Linked DNA regions of Homo sapiens: region 2 is linked to region 1. Evidence: chromatin loops called from intact Hi-C (ENCODE). Cell type or tissue: Calu3. All regions are shown on one strand. Each heading gives the region's core, and the rest is flanking DNA. Links, peaks and the distances in the headings are about the cores only.

Region 1 (12,899 bases), core at 192-8,191:
CGAGGCAGGTGGATCACCTGAGGTCGGGAGTTCGAGACAAGCCTGACCAACACAGTGAAACCCCGTCTCTACTAAAAATACAAAAATTAGCTGGGTGTGGTGGTGCGTGCCTGTAATCCCAACTACTCAGGAGGCTGAGGCAGGAGACTCACTTGAACCCAGGAGGTGGAGGTTGCAGTGAGCTGATATTGTGCCATTGCACTCCAGCGTGGGCCACAGAGCAAGACTCCATCTCAAAAAACAAACAAACGAAAAACCAAAAACAAACAAACAAACAAACAAGCAAATGTATGGTTTAGGCCAGGCACGGCGGCTCACGCCTGTAATCCTAGCACTTTGGGAGGCCAAGGCGGGTGGATCACTTGAGGTCAGGAGTTCGAGACCAGCCTGGCCAACATGGTGAAACCCTGTTTCTACTAAAAATACAAAAATTAGCCAGGCGTGGTGGCACACACCTCTAATCCCAGCTACTCAGGAGGCTGAGGCAGGAGAATTGCTGGAACCCTGGAGGTGGAGGTTGCAGTGAGCCGAGATCATGCCACTGTGCTCCACCCTGGACAACAAGAGAGAAACTCCGTCTCAAAAAAAAAAAGTGAGATTTAATCGACCCTTTCTGTTTATAGGATGCATGTATATAATATGAAAGAACATATTAATTCTAGTTTAGAATAATGTTTCTGAAACTTGTGCACCATAGAATACAAGTGTTGCCCCAGCTGTTAATAAATATTTCTTGAGGTTTGGGAGGAGGTTATTCAAATAGATTTAGGAACTGCTGTATTCTATAGCCTGCTCTCTTGGAGATTCACATTATGCACTGGTCTATTAAAGACTCTGAGAGCAGCCTGGGCAACATGGCGAAACCCTGTCTCTACAAAAATACAAGAATTAGCCAGATGTGGTGGCACACACCTGTTGTCCCAGCTATTCAGAAGGCTGAGGTGTGAGGATTGCTGGAGCCCAGGAAGTCCAGGCTGCAGTGAGCCGTGATTGTGCCCTTGCACCACTCTAGTCTGGGCAGCAGAGAAAGACCCTGTCTAAAAAAAAAAAAAAAATTCTTCAAGTTTTTATGATTCTAAAAATTAGACTTTCTTAATGGAATTAAACATTAGCTATAAATAGAATTCAGAAAAAAAGAGAATTCAAATGAGCACATAGGAATACATTAATTTCTTCAGCTGGTCTAAGTTGGTACTTTTTAATGCAATGATATCATCCTAGATAAAATTATAACCTGTGAATTAATGTTACTGTCATTATTTACATGCTAAAAACTATTATCTGGTAAGTTCAACAAGAGTCATAAATTGAAACTACAAAGTATAATCAATACAGAATATCTTACAGAGATATCTCAATATTTACATAAGAAGATGAAAGTACTCTAAGTTTAAAGTGGGGGATGAGATGAACTAGGGAGTTAGGCTGAATAACTCTGATGACTAAAAAGTCTGTCTCAGCTCAGAGAACAATTTCCATAGGAAGAAATTTATCTTTAAGAAAATTTTTTTACAGAATCTGGCTGCTGGAATAAAACAGATTGCTGAGTTCTTGGGATTCTTTCTAACTGGGGAGCAAATTCAAACTATCTCAGTCCAGAGCACCTTCCAAGCCATGCGTGCGAAGTCTCAGGACACACACGGTGCTGTCGGCCCATTCCTTTTCCGCAAAGGTAAAGTCGCATTGGTTTCTGGGATTGTTATCAGTTAGGGACTGACTTTGCACACAACAGGTAATCCAAATAACTTCATCTTAAGTCAGATAGGGTTTTATTTTTCTCCGCCTCAGTAAGAGGTCTGGACACAGGCTCTCCAGAGCTGTAACTGGCAGCCCCATACCATCTTTTTTGGTTTATTTGTTTGTTTTGAGACGGAGTCTCGCTCTGTTGCCCAGGCTGGAGTGCAGTGGCTCAATCTCAGCTCACTGCAACCTCCGCCTCCTGGGTTCAAGCGATTCTCCTGCCTCAGCCTCCCGAGTAGCTGGGACTAACAGGCGCGTGCCACCACACCCAGTTAATTTTTTTGTATTTTTAGTAAAGGCAGGGTTTTACCATGTTGGCCAGGATGGTCTTGATCTCCTGAACTTGTGATCCGCCCGCCTTGGCCTCCCGAAGTGCTGGGATTACAGGCGTGAGCCACCGCGCCCGGCCGCCCCATACCATCTTTTAGGGTCCTTTCTGCGGTTGAGAGTCCTTTCTGATGATCACCTTCTGAAAACAAGATAGCAGCTGAAGCTCAACTATTATGTTCAAATTCAGATAGGAGATAGTGAGTGGGCAAGGGGCAGAATCGTATTAGCTGAGTGAGCCCCCTTTAAATAACTTTCCTGGAAGCCCCATCAGTGAGTTTTTTTTTTTTTTTTTTTTTTTGAGACAGAATCTTGCTGTGTTGCCCAGGCTGGAATGCAGTGGCACAATCTTGGCTCACTGCAACCTCTGCTTCCTGGGTTCAAGAGATTCTTGTGTGCGCCACCACGCCTGGCTAATTTTTTTGTATTTTTAATAGAGACAGGGTTTTGCCATATTGGCCAGGCTGGTCTCAAACTCCTCTCCCAAAGTGCTGGATTACAGGCGTGAGCCACTGCACCTGGCCAATGACTCCTTTTTTTCCTCTCTCTTATTTATTTTATATATTTTTTTTGAGACAGAGTCTTGCTCTGTCGCCCAGGCTGGAGTGTGGTAGTGCGATCTCGGCTCACGGCAACCTCCGCCTCACAGGTTCAAGTGATTCTCCTGCCTCAGCCTCCTGAGTAGCTGGGATTACAGGTACCCATTACCACACCCAGATAATTATTGTATTTTTAGTAGAGATGGGGTTTCACCATGTTGGCCAGACTGGTCTTGAACTCCTGACCTCAGGTGATCCACCCATTCTCGGCCTCCCAATGTGCTGGGATTACAGGCGTGAGCCACCACACCTGGCCAATGACTTCTTACATTTCATTGGCCACTTTCCTTGCAGTGGTGGCTGGGAAATGTGACTTTTTTAAGCCAGGCATATTACTACACAATTAAAATCAGGGTTTTGTCCATAAGGAAGAGGAAGAAAATGACTATGGGAAAGGCAACTAGCTCTCTCTGACATGGATGATAGTTACTATATTTCATTAAAGTATTCTAAGTTCTTGTGGAAATGTGTGATAATATAGCTTAAGGATTGCCAGTGTTATTTTTCATTGAGTATATAATGAAATAATGAGATGTAGAGGTAGCACATATACCAGCAAGGACAACAACAGCTAACAGCAGGCATCTATCATGTATTAAACATTTTGTTGGGATTAAATTTTATTGTAAAAAACACTGAAGTTCTAAGGCCGGACATGGTGGCTCATGCCTGTAATCCCAGCACTTTGGGAGGCCGAGGCAGGTGGATCATGAGATCAGGAGTTCAAGACCAGCCTGGCGAAGATGGTGAAACCCTGTCTCTACCAAAAATATAAAAATTAGCTCGGGCTGGACGTGGTGGCGGGCGCCTGTAATTCCAGCTACTTGGGAGGCTGAGTCAGAGAACTGCTTGAACCTGGGAGGTGGAGGTTGCAGTGAGCCAAGATTGCACCACTGCACTCCAGCCTGGGTGACAGAGCCAGACTCTGTCTCAAACAAAAACAAAAACAAAAACAAGAAAACAAAAACAAACAAACCAAAAAACCCACTGAAGTTCTTAATTTTCTAAATGTAGGAATCAAAGCTCAGGAATATTAATTTTCCATTGTCACATAGCTAATAAACAGTGGAGTCAGGATGTGAGCCTAGACATGACTCTACTGTACTTTTTCAAATGAAAATCCATTTTTAAAATCTACTGTAAGCGGAACATTGAATGTAAACCTAACTTTGGTTAGATTCTTGACTAACCCCCATTTTTATGGCTTGTTTAATCAGCTTTCAGGAGGTAGGAAATAGAACCTTTCTATCTATTGTTAATTAAGTGTTATTTAGAATAGGACAATTCTAAGGTAAATAAAGTAATAGTTTTAAAAACGTATGATATTCCCTGTAGAAAATTCATAAAGCATAGAAAAATGTGAAAAAGTATTAAAATTATCCAAATTTCTTCCACCAGAGGTAGGTTTAACTTTCTGGCATATTTTCTTCCACCCTTATTCTGTGACGTTTTATATAGCTGATGACATTTGTAAACAGTTTTGTGTTTTCTTTTATTCCCTTAATATATTGTAAGCGTTTCTTCATGTCATTAAACTCTTTATTAACGTACATTTCAACAGCTATGCAATATGGAACTTACAACTTCAACCTAAATGATCAAAAGATCTTTAAGAAAAAAGTAACTTTCTTTACTGGTAACAGCCAGTAAGAAAAAACATCCCAAACTCAGGCAAAATAATACATTTTTGCAAAATTATCAGTATCTGAGGTCTTAACGAAAACTTGCTATAAAATGTTAACTTTCAAAGGGTATTTAAAGTCTTTAAGAGACTTTACAGAGAAAAATATCATTCTCAAAAAGTGGAATTTTAAGTTCTAGGTGTTTGGAGAGGAATAGGGTTAGGGTATCACTGAGGCTGATGGCTCCCCCTAGTGATGTAAAGAAAACATGTCACCTCCCACACCACAGATGGTGGAGTCCCAATGGATATTGTTAATTTTACAACAGAAATCACATTAGGTTTTAAGAGTGTAAAACTTTTGGCTGGGCGCAGTAGCTCACGCCTGTACCTAGCACTTTGGGAGGCCGAGGCTGGCGGATCACCTGAGGTCAGGAGTTCGAGACAAGCCTGGCCAGCATTGCGAAACCCCATCTCTACTAAAAATACATTAGCCGGGTGTGGTGGCGGGCGCCGGTAATCCCAGCTACTCGGTAGGCTAAGGCAGGGAGAATTGCTTGAAGATCGCACCACGGCACTCCAGCCTGGGCAACAGAGCGAGACACCGTCTGAAAAAAACTAAATAAAGAGTGTAAAGCTTTTTTCCATGTGTCCATTTTAACATATCAGAGTGAAATATTGCACTGAAAATGGTAAAATCATGAAGAAATATTCTAACAGATATCTGGGTCTACTGTTTTTTGTGTGTTGTAGGTGAAGTTGGTGATTGGAAAAATTTGTTCAGTGAAATTCAGAACCAGGAAATGGATGAAAAATTCAAAGAGTGCTTAGCAGGCACCTCCCTCGGAGCAAAGTTGAAGTATGAATCATATTGCCAGGGTTGATTCCAGTCAATTCAGCAGGCCTAGATTTATTTTCCTTAATAATAATTAAGTGTAAATAATTAAATGATAATTCAATCAAATAATCAAATAATAATTAAACAATATTGAAATCTAAATAATACAATACAAAATAATAATACAATTTAATAATAATGATAACATCGGACATTTTTGAGCACAAATATAAGTTTGTTCACTTTTTCAAGAAAGGATATTTCAGCAGTCCCAAAGGGACACTATTATTAATACATCACACTGGAGTTTTAACTTATTTTGTGCTCTAGGTTCACGTAAGAGGGTAAGGAGATACTATCAGAGACATACCTAAAGCTGTGTTTGGCCATAGATGACACAGGCCTCCAAATGGTGCACAATTTTCTGTACTTTGCTCGTAATATAACTCCTTTCTTACTATGGATAAAAGCACTTGGGGTGGCTATCTCAGACAATGTTGGGGGAGAGTTAATTCCAACTCTGCAATAAATTCCATTCTAATTTGGTTCAAGAAAAATGCATTGCTAATCTGCTCCATGTATGCCATTGCAGTAGGCCTTAGGAAGGCCCCTTCTCAAGGGACCTTATATTTCTACTTAATATGACCTTTAATTCAAAGCTAAAGGTAAGAGATTGTGTTATTTTACCGTAAAGACTTTTTCTTTTTCTTTTTCTTTTTTTTTGAGACAAAGTCTCACTCTGTCACCCAGGCTGGGGTGCAGTGGCGCAATCTCGGCTCACTGCAACCTCCACCTCCCAGGTTCAAGTGATTATCCTGCCTCGGCCTCCTGAGTAGCTGGGTTTACAGGCACGCACCACCACGCCTGGCTAATTTTTGTATTTTTAGTAGAGGCAGGGTTTCTCCCATGTTGGCCAGGATGGTCTTGACCTCCTGACCTCAGGTGATCCACTTGCCTTGGCCTCCCAAAGTGTTGGGATTATAGGCATGAGCCACGACGCCCGGCCCATCAAGACTTTTTCTACCACAGAGCCTCAAGTAGGCATGTGGAACTAACAAGACAGAAAATGTTCTAAAAAGAAAGAATCCTGGCTGGGCGAGGTGGCTCATGCCTGTATCCCAGCACTTTGGGAGGCTGAGGCGGGCAGATCACTTGACATCAGGAGTTCAAGACCAGCCTGGCAAATATGGGGAAATCCCATCTCTACTAAAAATACAAAAACTAGCTGGATGTGGTGGTGTGCACCTGTAATCCCAGCTACTGGGGAGACTGAGACAGGAGAATCGTTTAAACTCAGGAGGCAGAGGTTGCAGTGAGCTGAGATCATGCCACTGCACTCCAGCCTGGGCAACAGAGCAAGACTTTGTCAAAAAAAAAAAGGGAGGAAGGAAGGAGGGGAGAAAAAAGAAAGAAAGAAAGAGAGAGAGAGAGGAAGGAAGGAAGGGAGGGAGGGAGGGAGGAAGGAAGGGAGGGAGGGAGGGAGGAAGGAAGGGAGGGAGGAAGGGAGAAAGAGAGAGAAAGAGGGAAAGAGAGAGAGGAAGGAAGGAAGGAAGGAGAGAAAATGCTAAATAAAAGGTTAATATCTAGAGTATATAAAGAACAACTAATATCAATAGATGAAATAAAATATAGCCTAATAGGAAAAAAAAAATGTAGACAGGTGCTGTGGCTCATGCCTGTAATCTCAGTGCTTTGGGAGGCTGAGGAGGGAGAATCACTTAAGGCCAGGAGTTCAAGACCAGCTGGAGCAACATAGGAAGACCTCATCTCTACCAAAAAAAAAAAAAAAAAAAATTAACCAGGCATGGCGGTGTGTGCCCATAGTACCAGCTACTCAGGAGACTGAGGCAGGAGGATTGCATGTGCCCAGGAGGTTGAGGCTGCAGTGAGCCATGATTGTATCACTGCACTCTAGCCTGGGCAACAAAGACCTTGTCTCTTAAAAAAAAGTGTAAAGGATATAGACAGGTAATTTATAGAAGAGGACATCCAAATGGTAAATAAATAGATAATGAGAAAAATGTACTAATTAGGAAAATTGAACAACAGTCAGAGGAATACTGGGATCTCTGAGAAGGAGTAAACAAGTGAGTTGATCCCTACACCTTCCTGAACGTGCTATCTATAGGCAGTTTCCAAGCTGCAGTACAGGGAAAAGGAACATCATACAAAAGTCTCATAAAATTGGAGTTGGATATTGGGAGTCAGGCAGGCTGAGGAGGCTAGATTTTCAGAGCACATTGCTGGGGAAAAGAGCACTGTATGTTAAAAATTTAACATAGCAAGAACCTCAGAGATCTGCAGAGGGAATCTTTCTAATCTTTAACTGAGTGCAGATATGTGTATGCATGGAATAAAACTTTACAAAGACAGTGTAAAGTCCCATCAAGACAAGGAAAGGATTACTGGAAAGCAGTGAGCCAAAGAATTTTCCTGGACCTCATTCAGAGGTGGAAATAGTTTGTGTTCCCATCAGTCAAAGTGGAGAGACTAATACCCAGGGCATTGGGTAGATTTCCCAGAATGTTCAGACCTTAGAAGTAGGGCTAAATTAGCCCTAGCCCTGCTGTAACAAAAGCAAGCCTAGAATGCATTGAAATGAACTCAAGTAACTTAATTGCTTACCAGTTTGAAAAAAAAAAATGCTAGATAAAATGTCCAACATTTAAAAAATGAATTTAAAAAAATAAAGCCCCAACACTATGTCTGCCATCCAATAAATATTTTTCAAGCATAAAAAGAAATAGGAAAACATGACCCATATCCAGGAGTAAAATCAATTAATAGAAACAGACAAATGGCTGAAATGGTGGAATTAGCAGATAAATATCTTAAAAGAGCTATTATACATTTTATAAATATGCTCAAATGGGTAAAAAAAAAATGATGAGAAGAGAAATGGATAATGTAAACAGACCCAAATGGAAGTTTTAGAGATGAAAAACACAATATCTGAAATAAAAAATACACTGGATGAATAAACAGTAGATTAGATGGAGAGGAAGAAAACACCAGGGAACTTGAAGGCATAGCAATAGAAACTATTCTATTCTAAATGAAGACAGGAAAAAAAAAAGACTACAGAAAAACATAAACGGAGCTTCAGTGACTTATGGGACAATATCAAGCAAATTTGCATGTAATTGGAATATCAGGAAAAGGAAAGAGGTACAGAAAAAAATTGAAAAATTGATGACTGAAATTGTTCAAATTCAAATAACTATAAATCTGCAGATTCAAGAAGTTCAACAAACCCCAAGCTGAATAAACATAATGAAATGGCACCAAAACACATCCTAATGCAATTGCTGAACACCAGTGACAAAGAGAATTCTTTGAGGCAGCTAAAGAAAAAAGATGTTGGCCGGGCACGGTGGCTCACGCCTGTAATCCCAGCACTTTGGGAGGCCGAGGCGGGCGGATCACGAGGTCAGGAGATCGAGACCATCCCGGCTAAAACGGTGAAACCCCGTCTCTACTAAAAATACAAAAAATTAGCCGGGCGTAGTGGCGGGCGCCTGTAGTCCCAGCTACTTGGGAGGCTGAGGCAGGGGAATGGCGTGAACCCGGGAGGCGGAGCTTGCAGTGAGCCGAGATCCCGCCACCGCACTCCAGCCTGGGCAACAGAGCGAGACTCCGTCTCAAAAAAAAAAAAAAAAAAAAAAAAAAGAAAAAAGATGTTACATATGAAGAAACACATAAGAAATACAACAGACTTCTCATCAGAAACTATGCAAGATAGAAGGCAATAGAGTAATATCTTTGAAAGACTGAAAGAAAATCTCGGTCCACCTAGAATTTGATATCAGTCAAAAATATCTTTCAGAAAAGAAGATAAATACTTTTTCTGGCTAGGTGCGGTGGCTTACACCTGTAATCCCAGCACTTTGGGCGGCTGAGGAGGGCGAATCACAAGGTCAGGAGATCGAGACCATCCTAGCTAACACGGTGAAACCCCGTCTCTACTGAAAATACAAAAAAAAATTTAGCCAGGCATTGTGGTGGGCACCTGTAGTCCCAGCTACTCGGGAGGCTGAGGCAGGAGAATAGCGTGAACCTGGGAGGCAGAGCTTGCAGTGAGCCGAGATCGTGCCACTGTACTCCAGCCTGGGCGACAGAGCGAGACTCCGTCTCAAAAAAAAACAGATAAATACTTTTTCTGTCAAATAAAGCCTGAAAAAAATAATTTCCAACAGATATGTACTATAGAAATACTAGAAGTTCTTTAGATGAAGGAAAATGATGCCAGATGGAAATTTGGGTCTACACAGAGGAATGAAGAGCACCAAAAATGGCGAATGTGTGGGTATATATAAACTATATTTCCCCATGGCCAGGTGTGGTGGCTCATGCCTGTAATCCCAGCACTCTGGGAGGCCAAGGCAGGTGGATCACCTGAGATCAGGAGTTTGAGACCAGGCTGACTACCATGGTGAAACCCCATCTCTACTAAAAATACAAAAATTAGCCAGGTGTGGTGGTGGGCACCTGTAATCCCAGCTACTCAGGAGGCTGAGGCAAGAGAATTGCTTGAGCCCAGGAGGCAGAGTTTGCAATGGGCTGAGATTGCCACGCCAGTGCACTCCACACTCCAGCCTGGGTAACAGAGTGAAACTCTATCTAAAAAATCTGTCTTTATAATCTCTTTAAAAGATAATTATCTATCTATTCAAAGCAAAAGTAATAACAATGTATTTTGGGGCTTATATATAGAAGTAAATCTATGACAACAATGAGACAAAGGATAAGAGAGAAGAAATAGAAGTATACTCTTGTACATTTTGGAAAGAAATTTGGTAGTTATTTGTGCATATACTTCACAATCCAGCAATTACATTCCTGGGCGTATATCTAAGAGAAACTCTTCCTTATTTGTATAAGGCAACATGAAGGAAAATCTTCATTGCAGCATTATTTGTAAATAGTGAGAAATTTAAAAACAAAACTGAGAAGAATGGATAAGAAAATTTTGAAATATTAATAGAAATAAATATTCAGCAGTTAAATGAATTAGAGCTATGTATATTAAGTAAATATCTTTTTAAATTTAAATTTTATTTATTATGATTATTTTTGATCACCAGGCTGACCATGGTAAAGTAAATAACTCTTAAAACACATAAGAATTACTTAATCAATATGAGGTTTCTTTCTGGGGTGGTGAAATGTTTTGAAACTAGACAGTGGTGATGGTTGCAAAATATTGTGAATGTACTAAGTCCCCCTGAATCATATGCTTTAAAAGGGTTAGGCTGGCTGTGGTGGCTCACGCCTGTAATCCCAGCACTTTGGGAGGCTGAGGTGAGCGGATCACCTGAGGTCAGGAGTTCGAGACCAGCCTGCCCAATATGGTGAAACCCCGTCTCTACTAAAAATACGAAAAATTAGCCAGGTGTGGTGGTGGGCGCCTGTAATCCCAGCTACTCGGGAGGCTGAGGCAGGAGAATCGCTTGAATCCAGGAAGTGGAGGTTGGAGTGAGCCGAGATCGTGCCACCGCACTCCAGCCTGGGTGACAAGAGCGAAACTCTGTCTCAAAAAGAAAAAAAAAAAAAGGTTAAAATGGTGAATTTTATGTTATGTGTATTTCACCACTTTCAGAAAAAAAAATGAATACAAAAAGCAAGTTTAAAACATATGAAGATTTTATTTTTAAAAATGAATGCATACAGAGGTAATACCCTTTAAGTCATGAATGTGAATAACTTAAATGAGTGATTATCTCTGCTGAGAAGAGGAAGAGGAATAGCATCAGGGAGAGGAACACTGGGGCCTTCATCTGTCTCCCAGTATTCATTCAACAAGGATTTGTTAAGCAGCATTTGACATAGTGGATTACGCTTTCCTCCCAGAAAAAATTTTTTTTCACTTGGCTTGTAGGAGTCCATGTCTCTTGTTTTCCCTATTAGCTGCTGCCTCCCAGTGTCCTTGCTAGTTCCACTCCTCCTCCACGGCCAGTCATTATTCTAGAACAAGGATCAGCAAACATTTTTTGTGAAGGGTCAGATAGTAAATATTTTCAATTTTACTGGTCATGCAGTTTCTGTCACAGTGACTCAACACAACTCATCTTAGTGTCAAAGCAGCCATAGACAATATATAGATGAATGAATGTGGTTGTGCACTAATAAAGCATTATTTACAAAAACAGGCAGCAGCCCAGTTTTGGCCCAGATCTATTCTAGACAATGAAATAATTAGCGAATAAAACAGTCAAAAATCCCTGTCCATGTGACTTTACATGTCAGAGGAAGGAGAAAACAAAGACAATAAATCAATAAGTTGTATTGTATAATAGAAGGCTGTAAGTGCCATGGAGGGGAAATAGAATAGAATGAGGGGGATAGGGAGTGACAACAGGGTGACAGTAGTGATTGGAACTTAAATAGTGTAGTCAGGGGGCTTCGTGAGCAAGTGACGTTTCAACAAGATCTGTGAGTTTTGCAGATATCTGAAGGATGAGGTTCCAGGCAAAAGGAAGAGCAAGTACAGAGGCACTGAGACAGTAGTATACCTGGCATTCTTGAAAAACCACAAGGAGGACAATGTAACTAGAGGAGAATGAAAGAGGGGCAGAGAAACAAGAGACGAGGTTAAAGTGGCAACCAGGGTGCAGGAAATATAGTGTCTTGTAAGCCCTTGATGATTCTGGGCTTGACTTTTTTCTTTCTTTCTTTCTTTCTTTCTTTCTTTCTTTCTTTCTTTCTTTCTTTCTTTCTTTCTTTCTTTTCTTTCTCTTTCTTTCTTTTTTTTTTTTTTTTTTTTTGAGACAGTCTCTCTCTGTCGCCCAGGCTGGAGTGCAGTGGCATGATCTCAGCTCACTGCAACCTATGCCTCCCAGGTTCAAGCAATTCTCCTGCCTCAGCCTCTGGAGTAGCTGGAACTATAGGCATGCACCACCATGCCCAGCTAATTTTTGTATTTTCAGTAGAGACAAGGTTTTGCCATGTTGGCTAGGCTGGTCTCGAACTCCTGGCGTCCAGTGATCCACCCACCTCGGCCTCCCAAAGTGGTGGAATTACAGCCGTGAGCCACCACGCCCGGCCTTCTTTCTGTATTCTGCATGATGAAAGGGACAAGGCAGATCTCTGGGGCCTCTTTTATAAGAGCACCAGTTCCACCACCCAAAGGCCACACCTCCTAATACCATCACATTGGTGATTCGCTTTTAACTTATGAGTTTTAGGGAGGACACAAACATTCAGACCATAGCGATGATTTTATAATAATGTGCATGTGGGGACTATTGACAAGAAGAGTTTATAAGTAAGCAAGACAAATTACTAAAGCAGAAACATCTGAGGAAAAGAGCCACAAGAGATATGGTACAACATAAATATGGACCACTCTACAATTTCCAAAAGCAGGAATAACAGTTATTATTTTTCCTCTGCTAGTAAAAAGAGAATTAAGAATAATTGATACATACGATTCTTCTATCTGTGTCTGATTCGTTGCTTTAGCATTACACATTTTGATCTAAAAGTCACTGTATTAAAAGAGATAGACTTATGGGATTGACTATAGGTCAATAACCATACTGATATTCACAAAGAGTTACGTAGTAAGGCCTGAGAAGCCCATGTGGATAAACTCACACATATCCTCCATTCCTGCTGTCACAGCCTCTTTATTTGTTGAAACAAGCACAGGGATAGCTGGGGAAAAGGCTAACAGAAGTCTTCTTGCTCAACTGCTTCTCAAAAGCCTCTTTAGAAGTGGTTGCCTTTGGTGAACATTCAAAAGGGAGCCCAATATGCACACTCTGCCCATTCG
Region 2 (12,899 bases), core at 3,115-11,114, 49 kb before region 1:
AGAAATGACATGATTTGGTTTACAAAAATATTTATCAAAACATTAGGAAAATATTTCATGAAATGATAGAGACATGTCTCTAAATTCTTCTCAGATGTTTCTGTTGATGTGAGATGTAATTTATGCCTAATAATAAATTGCAAAATGGATGGAAATGTTGGAAAATTTAAATGTAAAGAGGGAAAATTTAAATGTAAAGAGAGAAAATTGAATAATCCAGAATATCCCAGAATATTACCAAAAGGGTGATATTTCCCAGAGTATTCAGAGCAATAGGAAAGTGCTTCACAAGCTTAAGTATTTTTCATTTCTAGTGTTAGTAGGAAAAAATTAATGGAAATGCTTAAAACAAAGGAAGTAATGATTCCAGGTGTTAATAGAGCTAATCTGGAGGATTGTGTTAATTCTGGGTGTCCTAATATCTGCAGGTCTAGACCGGTTGGGGACATGTGTAGGATTCAGCACCTAGGATAGAGAATTTTTAAAGTATCATGAGATCAAAGTAGAGCAGCCTACAGAAGACAGACATTAGGGAGAGACAAGCACATAATAGCTAAATAGGTTCAAGTATTTGGAAAACTGTCATGTAAAGGTATTAACTGCCAGGCACTGGGGTTACAACAGTGAATAACAGGCATAATCCCTATTTCATTGGACCTTTAGAGAAGAGGGAAAGGCAGGAAAATCAAGTTTGTGAAACTATGAAGAACACAAACATGGGACTGAGAGACTAATAGAAGAACCAATTTTGGATACTGTGGACATGCAGAGAGTTGGAGAGAAGCACTCTGGGCAGTGAAAATAGCGTGTATGAGAGGAATGTTACACAGCTAGTACATTGGACTAGAGATTCTCTGAAGTCCTTAGAATTTAATTTTCTGCTGTTCATCGATGGTCTTCACTAAAATCATGAAGAGGCGGCCTCTGGTCCCCCTGCTAGTAGGTAGTTATACAAGGACAAAAACCCAAATCTTCTAATGTTCTGCTTTCATGGGTCAGTTTTCACTATCTGGTTTTAGATTAGCTTTTCTGGTGGGGTTCTGTAAATACTGTTAGGGCTGTGCCCTGTTGATATAGAAAACAGAAAAACACTTGGAAAAGACAAGAAAACCACACACTCAAAAATGCCTATTCCTGTGTCTGTTGCTGTTGGTTTTTCCTGGTGCCATCATCATCCTTTTCTGGTCATTGACTTCCATCTTACCTCTTAGGGCAGGGTCTCTTGTTCTAAAATAAGCAGCAAAGTTATCCCTAACTAAGATGAGGTTAGTAGCTATTTCTAATATGTGACCATTGGTTGTGGAGATGGTTTTATACATAAATATTTGACCTTGGTTTTGTTTTGCAGGAAGATGTTGGATCCAGGGTTGATGACGTGTTCCAAGCAAGCTATGTTTCTTAACCTTGTCTACAAATCTCTGAAAGCTGACATTGTGTTGCGCCGGGTGAAGGCTTTTGTGAAGAGGTTACTTCAAGTTACTTGTCAACAGATGCCACCATTTATATGTGGAGCTTTATATCTTGTGTCTGAGATCCTTAAAGCAAAACCAGGTTTAAGAAGCCAACTAGATGATCATCCGGTATATTTTACAACTGCTTTTTAAATTGAGTGGGTGCTGAAATATATTGGTTTTTGTTTTGTTTTTCTTTGCTTCAAATGACAGTAACCTAGTTCTCTGGAGCATATGAGTGTGAGTTCTGGAATAGGACAAACCTAGATTTTAGTACCAGCTGTACAGTTTACTAGGTGGGCATGTTGCTCAACTCTTCTACTTGCAATAAACTGTACTATACTAGAAGCTACCATTATATGAGATTTGGAAGACTATAAAACTTAGTAGACCTCTTAAGTCTTCTTCCTTAACAATGAAATGGAAATAATAGTACCTACCTCATAGGGTTATTTACAAGTCAGAAATTTACTTGAGGGCTAATTGTTTTCAAGTATTAGAGTCCTTAAGGCTCAGGGGTTCTTAGCTCAAAACTTAACTGTGTTATGTTTAGAAATAAGGATGTAATCTCCTCTCTTGTTTAAATACCATTGATAGCCATCATTTTACTTTATTAGAACTTTCACGTTTCACCAGAGTTGCAATAAGTAAAACTCTGCATCACATAATGGAGCACAGACTTTATTGCAACTTCCAGTTGATTTATGTAGATTTATGAAACTATACTTTTGTTAGGAGTCTGATGATGAAGAAAATTTTATTGATGCAAATGATGATGAAGACATGGAAAAATTCACTGATGCAGACAAAGAAACAGAGATAGTGAAAAAACTTGAGACAGAGGAAACAGTTCCTGAAACTGATGTAGAAACCAAAAAACCAGAGGTTGCTTCCTGGGTGCACTTTGATAATTTGAAAGGTGAGTTTTTTTCATCTTTATTCTCTAGGGAGTTTGTTTCTCTTTGATTTTCATAGAAAATAGCATTCTACCATTTTATTTACTTATTTATTTATTTAGACAGAGTCTCACTCTGTTGCCCAGGCTGGAATGCAGAGGCGTGATCTCGGCTCACTGCAACCTCCGCCTCCCAGGTTCAAGTGATTCTCCTGCCTCAACCTCCCAAGTAGCTGGGATTACAGGCATGTGCCACCACACCTGGCTAATTTTTGTATTTTTAGTAGAGGTGGAGTTTCACCATGTTCGCCAGGCTGGTCTCAAACTCCTGACCTCAGGTGATCTGCCTGCCTCAGCCTCCCAAAGTGCTGGGATTACAGGCGTGAGCCACTGTACCTGGCCCACAGTTTCTTAAAGTAATGTTTTAGGGATAGAAAACTTTCTGTTCAAGATAGAAACGTTAAGTGGTTTTCTATACACACACCAAACTAAATTAAAAGTCTATTAATAGAATGTTAGAGTCAAAAAAAAATCTTAGAAATGCAGCCCCTTCATTTGAGGCTGTGAAGAAAACACCAGCCTTGAGGTTCGAGAAATGTGGTGCCAGACCCATTTCTTCAGCTTGCTTTGGGACTCACAGTCAAATTAATTCATCTACAAATTTCAGTTTGTGAAGTACAAAAGAGAAGTCTGATAGCTGCCAGAAAAGTTTGAGAAGAATCCATCAGTTCCCCTGAAGACTAAACTGAGAATAATCCTTTAGAAGGATGAAGAGCTTGTGTGTTGGAAGGTAGTCAGTTCCTAGTTTGTTCTGAAAAATCTTTGTTTTAAATTTTTTTAATCCTGAGTTTCTAAAAACATGAAGATAATGTCAGACCTGTTCCAAGTGAGAATTATTTCTGGGCATACTTTCATGACAAATATTTGAAGCACTCTAAAGCTCCAAAAGACTTTAGACCTAGTTCATCTTCAGATTATTTCCATCTTAACGTTTCCACCTCTTTGGCCCCAAAATGGGCACCTTTTGTTGCCATTTAGGAAAGGGAGAAGTTTGGGGTTTTTTGGTTTGGTTTTTGTTTTTTTTGAGACAGGGTCTCACTATGTCACCCAGGCCAGGCTGGAGTACAGTGGGCCATTATGGCTCACTGCAGCCTCAAACTCCTGAACTCAAGCGATCCTCCCACCTCAGCCTCCCAGGTAGCCGGGACTACAGGCTCGTGCCACCAGGTATGGCTAGTTGTGTTTTTTGTAGAGACGAAATCCCACTCTGTGCACCGGCTGGTCTCGAGCTCTTGGTCTCAAGCAGCCTTTCCACCTTGGCCTCCCAAAGTGCTGGGATTATAGGCATGAGCCATTGTGCCCAGCCAAAGGAGAAGTTTTGAAGGGAGCTTTTACTTACTTATTTTTGAGTCAGGGTCTTGCTCTGTCAGGAAGGCTGGATCACAATGGCACGATCTTGGTTCACTGCAACTCCCATCTCCTGGGCTCAAGTGATCCTCCCACCTCAGTCTCCCGAATAGCTGGGACTACAGGCACACACCACCACACCTGGCTAGTTTTTTTGTTGTATTTTTTGTAAGAGATGGGGTTTCACCATTTTGCCCAGGCTGGTCTCGAACTCCTGAACTCAAATGATCCACTCGCCTCAGCCTCCCTAAGTGCTGTGATTACAGGTGTGAGCCACTGCACCTGGCCTTGAAGAAAGCTTTTGGTGTTTGGGATAAACATGTTCTCTGCTTTATTCAAGAGCAGATGCTAGCTTAAGTACCAAGACAAATTCTTGAGGGAGCTCAGAGTTTTTAATCTAGGTTGCTTGGCTAAGTAAGAATGTTGGAGATATCTGTTGAGAATATTAATGGTGGTGCTTTTAATGACCTCTTGGGCTAGGAAGAAAGCATTTGAGAAATCGTATTTTTTTTGTTATTCCTAGGTGGGAAACAGTTAAATAAATACGATCCATTCAGTAGAAACCCTCTGTTCTGTGGAGCTGAAAATACAAGTCTTTGGGAACTCAAAAAGGTAAAATAATTTCAAATTGTCTTTTATTCATTTATGCTATATATATATATATATATTTTTTTTTTTTTTGAGACAGAGTCTTCCTCTGTCACCAGGCTGGAGTGCAGTGGCATGATTGTGGCTCACTGTAACGTCCGCCTTCCGGGTTCAAGCCATTCTCCTGGCTCAGCCTCCCAAGTAGCTGGGATTACAGGCGCCCACCACCACGCCCAGCTAATTTTTGTATTTTTAGTAGAGACGGGGTTTCACCATGTTGGCCAGGATGGTCTTGATCTCCTGACCTTGTGATCCGCCTGCCTCAGCCTCCCAAAGTGCTGGGATTACAGGCATGAGCCACTGCGCCCGGCCTATGCTGTATATTTTTGCCCTTGAGGATGTAATGCCTTGAAGTTTTTGTTTTTTTATGATAATTATAAGCATTAATAAACATTAAAAGTCCACATTTGGGGGAAGATACTATGTGAAGTGTTCATTTTGTAGAAAATCTTAAGTGTGCACGTAAAATAAGGATGTCATGCATGGGTTATGACTGTTGCTTTTTGTAGGTAGATTATTGCATATAGAGTTGAGAAAATGGATAAATTTTGCTTTATTTATTAGATACCTCTGAAAAGTTTTATGATAAAATTTTTTGCAAGTAAAGTTACTTTTCTGAATTTGTAAGAGGAATTCATATTTTTAATAACCTTTCTGTGACTTTTTGTGTAAAGCCAGTAAGTATCTTATGCAGCTATTCTCAAAGTGCGGCCAGACCACTAAGAGTTCCTGATACCTTTTTAGTGAGTCGGCCAGGTCACAGCTCTTTCCATAGTAATACCAGTACATTATTTGTTTTCATCACTGTGTTGACGGTGGCACTGATACTATAAAAGAAATGATAGGTAAAACTGCTGCAGCTTATCCTGAATAAAGACAGCACCAAGCTGCATCAGAAGCCATTATATTCATCACTGCCACATATGTGCAGTTAAAAAAAAAAAAGCCAGTATGACTTAAGAATGATGACACAGGGAGAATTACTGATTTTAGTGTCTTGACCTTAAAGTAACATGTCTTTTTAGTATTTCGTGTGCATACATAGCAAGTATGCGTAACATACCTGTGCTGCCTACCTAAAGCATGAAGGTTGTCACGTGTCTCAAGGACAAGTGCTTACCAGTTGTTGCAAGCTCATCTAGCTGCTCTTTCATGAAAGACTGACAAACTGGTTATTCAGGCTTAGGTATTTGGGAGATATTTTCTTGAAAATGAATGAAACAAAAAAGCTGGCAGTATTTGTTGTCAGCAATAAAATTCAAAAATAAAGCTTTCGAGCAAAGATTAAAGTTTTAAAAATCTTGTAACCACCACCTTGAGCTTGACAGTTTCTCAATTTGTAAAACTTTTCTGATGAAATCAGTGGTTCTAACAATGTGATTGTTGTGGTAAAGTATAACGAAATGTGCCAGTGTTTGGAAGGACTGCATATGGTATTTTTCCAATGACCAATGCACAATGTTACAAATTCTTTTTTTTGAAACGAGAAGGTTCTGTCACCCATACTGGAATGCAGTGGCGCGATCTCGGCTCACTGCAACCTCTACCTCCTGAGTAGCTGGGATTACAGGAGCATGCCACCATGCCCAGCTAATTTTTTTATTTTTAGCACAGACAGTGTTTTGCCATGTTGTCCAGGCTGGTCTCGAACTCCTGACTTCAGGTGATCCACCTACCTCAGCCTCCCAAAGTGCTGGGATTACAGGCATGAGCCACTGTGCCACCTGAATGTTACAAATTCTTGAGTGAATAAATGATTGATTCAAAGTAGACCAAATAATTTTAAGTAGCAAGTACCAAAAGCCAATTGAATATGGGTTTCAGATTCCATATTACAACTAATCTTTGGTTTTGGTATAGTACTAAAGAAGAAAATTCACAGCTATGTGAAAGACTATTTTCTACACATGAGGCCAGATTGTATGTTTCAACGTGGAATACAGAAGCAGATGAAATAATCCACTCTCTTCTGTTAAGCCAGACATTAAAGAGATTTGCAAAACTGTAAAGTAATACTACTCGCTATATATTTCGTCCTGAAGCATAATTATTTTTCTTTTTTTCTTTTTTCTTTTTTTTTTTGAGGCAGAGTCTTGCTCTGTCGCCCAGGCTGGAGTGCGGTGGTGCGATCTCAGCTCACTGCAAGCTCCGCCTCCCGGGTTCACACCATCCTCCTGCCTCAGCCTCCCGAGTAGCTGAGACTACAGGCGCACACCGCCACGCCTGGCTAATTTTTTGTATTTTTAGTAGAGACGGGGTTTCACCGTGTTAGCCAGGATGGTCTCGATCTCCTGACCTCGTGATCCGCCCGCCTCGGCCTCCCAAAATGCTGGGATTACAGGCATGAGCCACCTCGCCTGGCTGCATAATTATTTTTCATAAATATGCTACTTACTAGTATGTAGTAGCTTTATGGTTTTTGTTTTTGTTTTTTGTTTTTTTTTTTTGAGACAGAGTCTTGCTCTGTTGCCTAGGCCAGAGTGCAGTGGCGCGATCTCGGCTCACTCCAAGTTCCGCCTCCCAGGTTCACACCATTCTCCTGCCTCAGCCTCCCGAGTAGCTGGGACTACAGGCACCCGCCACCACGCCCGGCTAATTTTTTGTATTTTTAGTAGAGATGGGGTTTCACCATGTTAGCCAGGATGGTCTCGATCTCCTGACCTCGTGATCCGCCCACCTCAGCCTCCCAAGGTGCTGGGATTACAGGCATGAGCCACCGCGCCTGGCCGCTTTATTGTTATTTTTAATGGACCTATAAGTATTTACAATTTTTCTGTTTATTTTTATAACATAGGTGTCTGTAGATATAAACCTGTTGAATAGAAACTGATGGAATTTTTGGTTTTTAAGTGTAGGAAATGGTCCTGAGACCAATATGTTTTGAGAATCACTTTTTTAATGTATTGGCTTAAATTTCAAATTTTTGCATTTTCATTTTTGTTGTTGTTGAAATAGGGTCTCACTCTGTCACCCAGGCTGGAGTGCAGTGGTGCCATGTCAGCTCACTGCAGCCTCGACCTCCTGGGCCCAGGCAGTCCTCCCACTTTAGCCTCCTGAGTAGCTGGGAGTACAGGCACGCGCGCACCATCACACCCTGACTATTTTTGTACTTTTTGTAGACATGGGGTTTCGCCATATTGCCCAGGCCAGTCTCAACTTCTGGGCTCAAGCAATCTGCCTGCCTGAGCCTCCCAAAGTGCTGGAATTACAGGTGTGAGCCACCACACCCAGCCCGATTTTCTTAAATAAGCTATAAATGTACTAAGAGTCGACCTTAGAAATATTGATATTATTCACATTTTTCTTTTTAGTTATCTGTGCATTTTCATCCCTCCGTGGCCCTTTTTGCAAAGACCATCCTTCAGGTGAGTCTAAAATAAATCCAAAGATGAGAAATAAGAAAAAAAGTATCATTTTAGATAATCAATAATTGGTCATACAGTGTTTTCTCTAACAGAGAGAATCTTGTACATTTTACTGCTCGTATAAAGAAGCAGTGACTTGTTTCATACAGAGTAGCAGATAACTTTTCCCACTCTGAGATGAGTGGAAGCAATAAGACATTGAAAGCCACGCAGTTATTTATTTATTACCTTCTAGCTCCTCTCCTGGAGAAATACTGCCTCACTTTCCCATTTGCTGTGTTTGCCACTTCAGGGTTTGGTTCCTGATTAATGGTTAGATGGCCTGCATTATTAATATTAGTCTATCCATCAAATCAACATTACATCCTAGAATATGTATGTATATGTATCTGTGTGTTTAATTTTTTAAGTATAATGTGCATGAGAGAGATATTTGAAGAGTCATTTATTGCATATTTGTATCTTCAATACAGTGTAATAGAAATTATCTTTTTCTTCCTTTTTCTTACTTGGATTCATAGACATAATTTGAATTAAGTTTTTAAATCCCCGCTCCACTTTTCAGGGAAACTATATTCAGTATTCAGGGGACCCACTGCAGGATTTCACTCTAATGAGATTTTTGGATCGATTTGTATACCGAAATCCAAAGCCCCATAAAGGCAAAGGTATGCTTCTATTTAGTGAATTATTTGGCTTTCATTTTTAATACATAATAAACAATATGAGCTTATAACTAGGTTTTGCATTATACTGTCATAATTTTACATTTCAGAAAACACAGATAGTGTTGTGATGCAGCCGAAAAGAAAACATTTTATTAAGGATATTCGTCATCTTCCTGGTAAGTATAAACCTTAGACAGTTGAAACTGAAAAGACAATATAAGACAAAGATGCATAAATTGTATTATTCTTTGTTCTAATTTATCAGAATAAAACCTGAGCATCAAAGACATTATCCATCTTTTTTCCCAAGAATAGGTATTCTTAAATCTACTGTATCTGACTGGGCCTTTTTTTTTTTTTTTTTAACTTTATTACAGCAAATTTGAAACATATCCAAAATAAACAAAATAGTATGATGAACCCCCTCCCCATTACCATCACCCAGCTTTGACAGTTGTCACCATTTTATCATCCGTAGCTTCATCCACAACCCCTATGTATATAATTATTATTGCTTACAATTCAGACCATCTTAAAGCTCTCTAATATCAGCTTAGCAGCACAAAAACCCACAGCTGGTTTTGTCACAGAGCATCATTTTAAACTTAATAACCTACTTCTATATTTGCTAGCCATCTTCTGGATCTGAGTCTGTTGTTGTATTCAAAGCAGACATTTCTTTGCATACCAGATCTCATCTCCCTTTTGTTCAGAGACCAGGATTAAATTAGACCTTATAGATCATTTAATTTCCAGTGACTTACTTCACAGAGGTCCAGAGATGTAAAAGGACTTACCCACAGTTAGTAAGTTAGAATTAAAAGCCAAATCTCCTTTTACTCAGGATGAGTCAGCAATTTTTATTCTGAAGAGGTAAAACTGATTTCTTGTAGTTCCTTATTTCTTAGTTTTCCTCAGTATAAAGGAAAACTCTGTTAACTTCCTGTTTATTCCCAGAATGGCACGCATTAATGGCAAGCTTGTCATTTTTTGAGCTGAAAATGACAAGTTTAAAGTGATTATTTATTAAAATAACTCTTTGAATTTTTTATTTCTCTTGAAAGTTGGGTCCTGGATGCAAATGAAGAACAGTAAGAGAACCCTGTTGTTTCACTGTAACGGCACTGACAGCTATGTACTGCCTACTTTATGCTGTAGCCAGTGAAGTTTCAAATGTTGGGGGGGTCTTCACACAGACTTTTTCAGAGATTGTCCCTTGCACTCCAGAGTCCCTTCTGTCTACCTTCCCACACAATTCTGAGATTTTTAGAATTACAGATTATGCTGTATTTTGTCTTAAGAGCTTGAGTAACATAAAGGGGATTGCTATATGAAGTTAAAATGTTTAAATTTATTTTTGTAGTGAACAGTAAGGAGTTCCTTGCAAAAGAAGAAAGCCAAATACCAGTGGATGAAGTGTTTTTCCACAGGTACTATACATAATATAGTTTCATTTGGGGAAACTGCTAAAATTTAAATTTTTAGATTTCATAAAATGCTTCATTTTATGAAATAATCTACTTCAATAATCTACTACTGTGTGTAAATAGACCATGGAACATTAGTGGGAGAAGTGGCCTTAGTTTTAAATGCTTCATTTTATGAAATCTAATCAGCATATTTTGAAAAGATCAAAGGATATGTCTGTGTTTGTTAAGAAAATTTACAAATCCGTCATTTTGCTAATCTTAATATATCTTAGTAAAACTAAAGTAAATTTGGGAGTTTTGTTAATTTAGCATATAAATTTTGTTTTATGCTTCTTTTTGGAATTTAGCCTTTAATTTCCTTTTATAATAATTTTCTTTATAGGCTTAAAATCTACCTTTAATATAGATTTTAATATAATACTTTAAGTTTAATATAGTGATAACTCATGGGTAATTTATCCAGACCATGGCCCTTAGAATGGATTCAGTGCACTGTTATAGAAATAAGTCCTAAACCAACTAGTATCATAACCTAATGCCTTAGGGTAGTAAAGTACCTCTTATCTCATCTGGTTGACTGGTTAATTAGGTTTGATTTGGCTTGTTTTTTAAAATCATTTAGAATGAATAATTTTGAGGGTTTGATTACATCTGTAAATGGCTAAGTTTTGCTGTATTCTAATATAAGAATAGGGCTGATAAAATATTATCTTTGAAATGTATTACACTTAAAAGATTCCAGCTACTTTTTATTGAGTTAAACTATTTTTTGTATATTAGATACAAATTTCAGTCATTTATTTCCAATTGAGTATACTTAAGATTTTACAGTTGTGGTTTGCCACTGGTCATAGGTGCTTTGATGATATATAGTAAGATTAGACCTTTAATAAAATTGTCAAATATATAACATGAATATTATAGGTATTATAAAAAAGTTGCTGTTAAAGAGAAACAAAAACGGGATGCAGATGAAGAAAGTATAGAAGACGTGGATGATGAAGAATTTGAAGAGCTGATTGGTAATTTGTTTTGTTGACTCTTTGTAAAATAATCTACTACTATGTGTTAATAGACCATGGAACATTAGTGGGAGAAGTGGCCTTAGTTTTAAAAAATCACTTAGCTAAGAATATCATGCAAATCACAGTGGAAGATTAAGAAATATTTGGGGCCAGGCGCTGTGGCTCACACCTGTAATCCCAGCACTTTGGCAGGCCGAGGCAGGAAGATTGTTTGAGGTCAGGAGTTCGAGACCAGCCTGGCCAATATGGTGAAACCCTGTCTCTACTAAAAACCCCAAAAAATGAGCTGGGCATGGTGGCACGCACCTGTAGTCCCAGCTACTCGAGAAGCAGAGGCACGAGAATCGCTTGAATCCAGGAGTCAGAGGTTGCCGTGAGCCAAGATTACGGCACTGCACTCTAGCCTGGGTGACAGAGTGAAATCCTGTCTCAAAAAAAAAACAAAAGAAACAAATATTTTTATGATATATGGTAATTCACCCACATTTGCACCAGAAAAATACATGATTTGTGCTTTGGATAGTCTATATAAGAAAACATTTATATTTGCTTAAGTCTATTCAATTGTTACAGCCAAATCTCATGTGAAAAAGAAATCCTTTTTACTATTCATAATCTATTATAGTATATCAGTACTAATTGATAGCAATAGTCTACTGTTTGATCTTTTTTATCTTTAATCCACAGAGCTACAGAAATTTTGATTGAAACTTAATAGACTTAAACAAAAAACATGGTAAATTGGAAAGACTTACACTGATTTCACGTTACATATTTTTTTGTTGTTGTTTTTTGGGGGGTTTGTTTGTTTGTTTTGAGACAGGCTCTCTCTGTCTCCCAGGCTGGAGTGCAGTGGCACAATCCCAACTCACTGCAGCCCTGCAGCCTAGACCTTCTGGGCTCAGGCGATTTTCCTGCCTCAGCCCCACGGGTAGCTGGGACTACAGGTACATGCCATGATGTCCGGCTCGTTTTTTTTTTGTTTTTTTTTTTGTTGTTGTTGTTTTTGTTTTTTTTTTTTTTTTAATAGAGATAGGGTCTTGCCGTGTTGCCCAGGCTGATGATCACTCCACCTCGGCCTCCCAAAGTGCTGGAATTACAAGCATGAGATGTTACATATTGTATCACACCTATTAAAAATGAGCACTTAAGTAGTTCTAATAGAGTAAAAAGGACGACAATTGCTAAATATCATTTTATTTGATATTTATCCTCTTTCCATAAAAGAACTGTAGAAAGAGCCGAAATTAACTGGATCCTTCTTTAGTTTTGGGATTTAACTAAGATCAGTATTTCACAGGTTTGTATACATTATTAAGGCACACTAGCAACAGTAACATTTACATTGTTTTGGTGTTCACTTGTCATAAACAGCAGAATCATGACTTAGAATAATTGATTCAGATACAAGATATATGTCAAGCTTGTCATTCTTTGTTGTATCTCACATTTCTGTATTGTCTGGCAGACACATTTGAAGATGATAACTGTTTCAGCTCTGGAAAGGATGATATGGATTTTGCTGGGTAACATACTTCTATCTTCTCCTTCCTATTTTTCTAGCATTTCCCAAATTGTTGTCCCTCAGAACAGTAGACCACAGAACTATATGATAAAGGGGAAATGTAGTCAAGTAAGTTTGGGAAGTGGATACAGTACTTTCATCTTTGACATTTATAAAGCACGTTATTATTTACTCTGAGCAGTCTGCAAAGCTTTCTCCTTCTGAGTCATTTAATAGCCTACTGCCCTAGTAGTCAGCAAAACACTACTTTAGAAAATACTGCCTCCTCTTGTATTACAAGTTGTGTTTTTTTCCAGAAACGTGAAAAAGAGAACAAAAGGAGCTAAGGATAACACATTAGATGAAGATTCAGAAGGTAGTGATGATGAACTTGGTAACCTGGATGACGATGAAGTTTCTTTAGGAAGTATGGATGATGAAGAATTTGCTGAAGTTGATGAAGATGGAGGAACATTCATGGATGTGTTAGATGATGAAAGTGAGAG

The links. Peaks named below come from ENCODE experiments on the same cell type or tissue, not always from the same donor. Only the 100,000 strongest peaks of a DNase experiment are listed, where the experiment ranks them.
Region 2: a loop joins it to region 1, with 2.7 times the contacts of the local background. A loop is called at or near these places in 4 of 110 quality-filtered maps.

What each region holds. Positions count from the first base shown.
Region 1 is chr2:37,160,207-37,173,105 of GRCh38, reverse strand. SULT6B1 (sulfotransferase family 6B member 1) reads left to right here. Exons shown (of 7, transcript NM_001367551.1): 6 at 1,516-1,672; 7 at 5,041-5,286. The coding sequence ends at 5,171. Among named protein-coding and RNA genes, the nearest start is that of EIF2AK2, 9.7 kb to the right of the region's middle. In Calu3, for the core only: no CTCF peak of the experiment used is centred there; DNase peaks (open chromatin) are centred at 4,565, 4,785 and 5,125.
Region 2 is chr2:37,211,851-37,224,749 of GRCh38, reverse strand. It overlaps CEBPZ (CCAAT enhancer binding protein zeta), which reads left to right. Exons shown (of 16, transcript NM_005760.3): 3 at 1,349-1,580; 4 at 2,187-2,370; 5 at 4,277-4,365; 6 at 7,713-7,766; 7 at 8,332-8,434; 8 at 8,542-8,610; 9 at 9,798-9,864; 10 at 10,789-10,886; 11 at 12,358-12,415; 12 at 12,711-12,899. It also overlaps a transcript of CEBPZOS not described here. Among named protein-coding and RNA genes, the nearest start is that of CEBPZ, 13 kb to the left of the region's middle. RefSeq lists an enhancer at 8,831-10,030. In Calu3, for the core only: no CTCF peak of the experiment used is centred there; no DNase peak of the experiment used is centred there.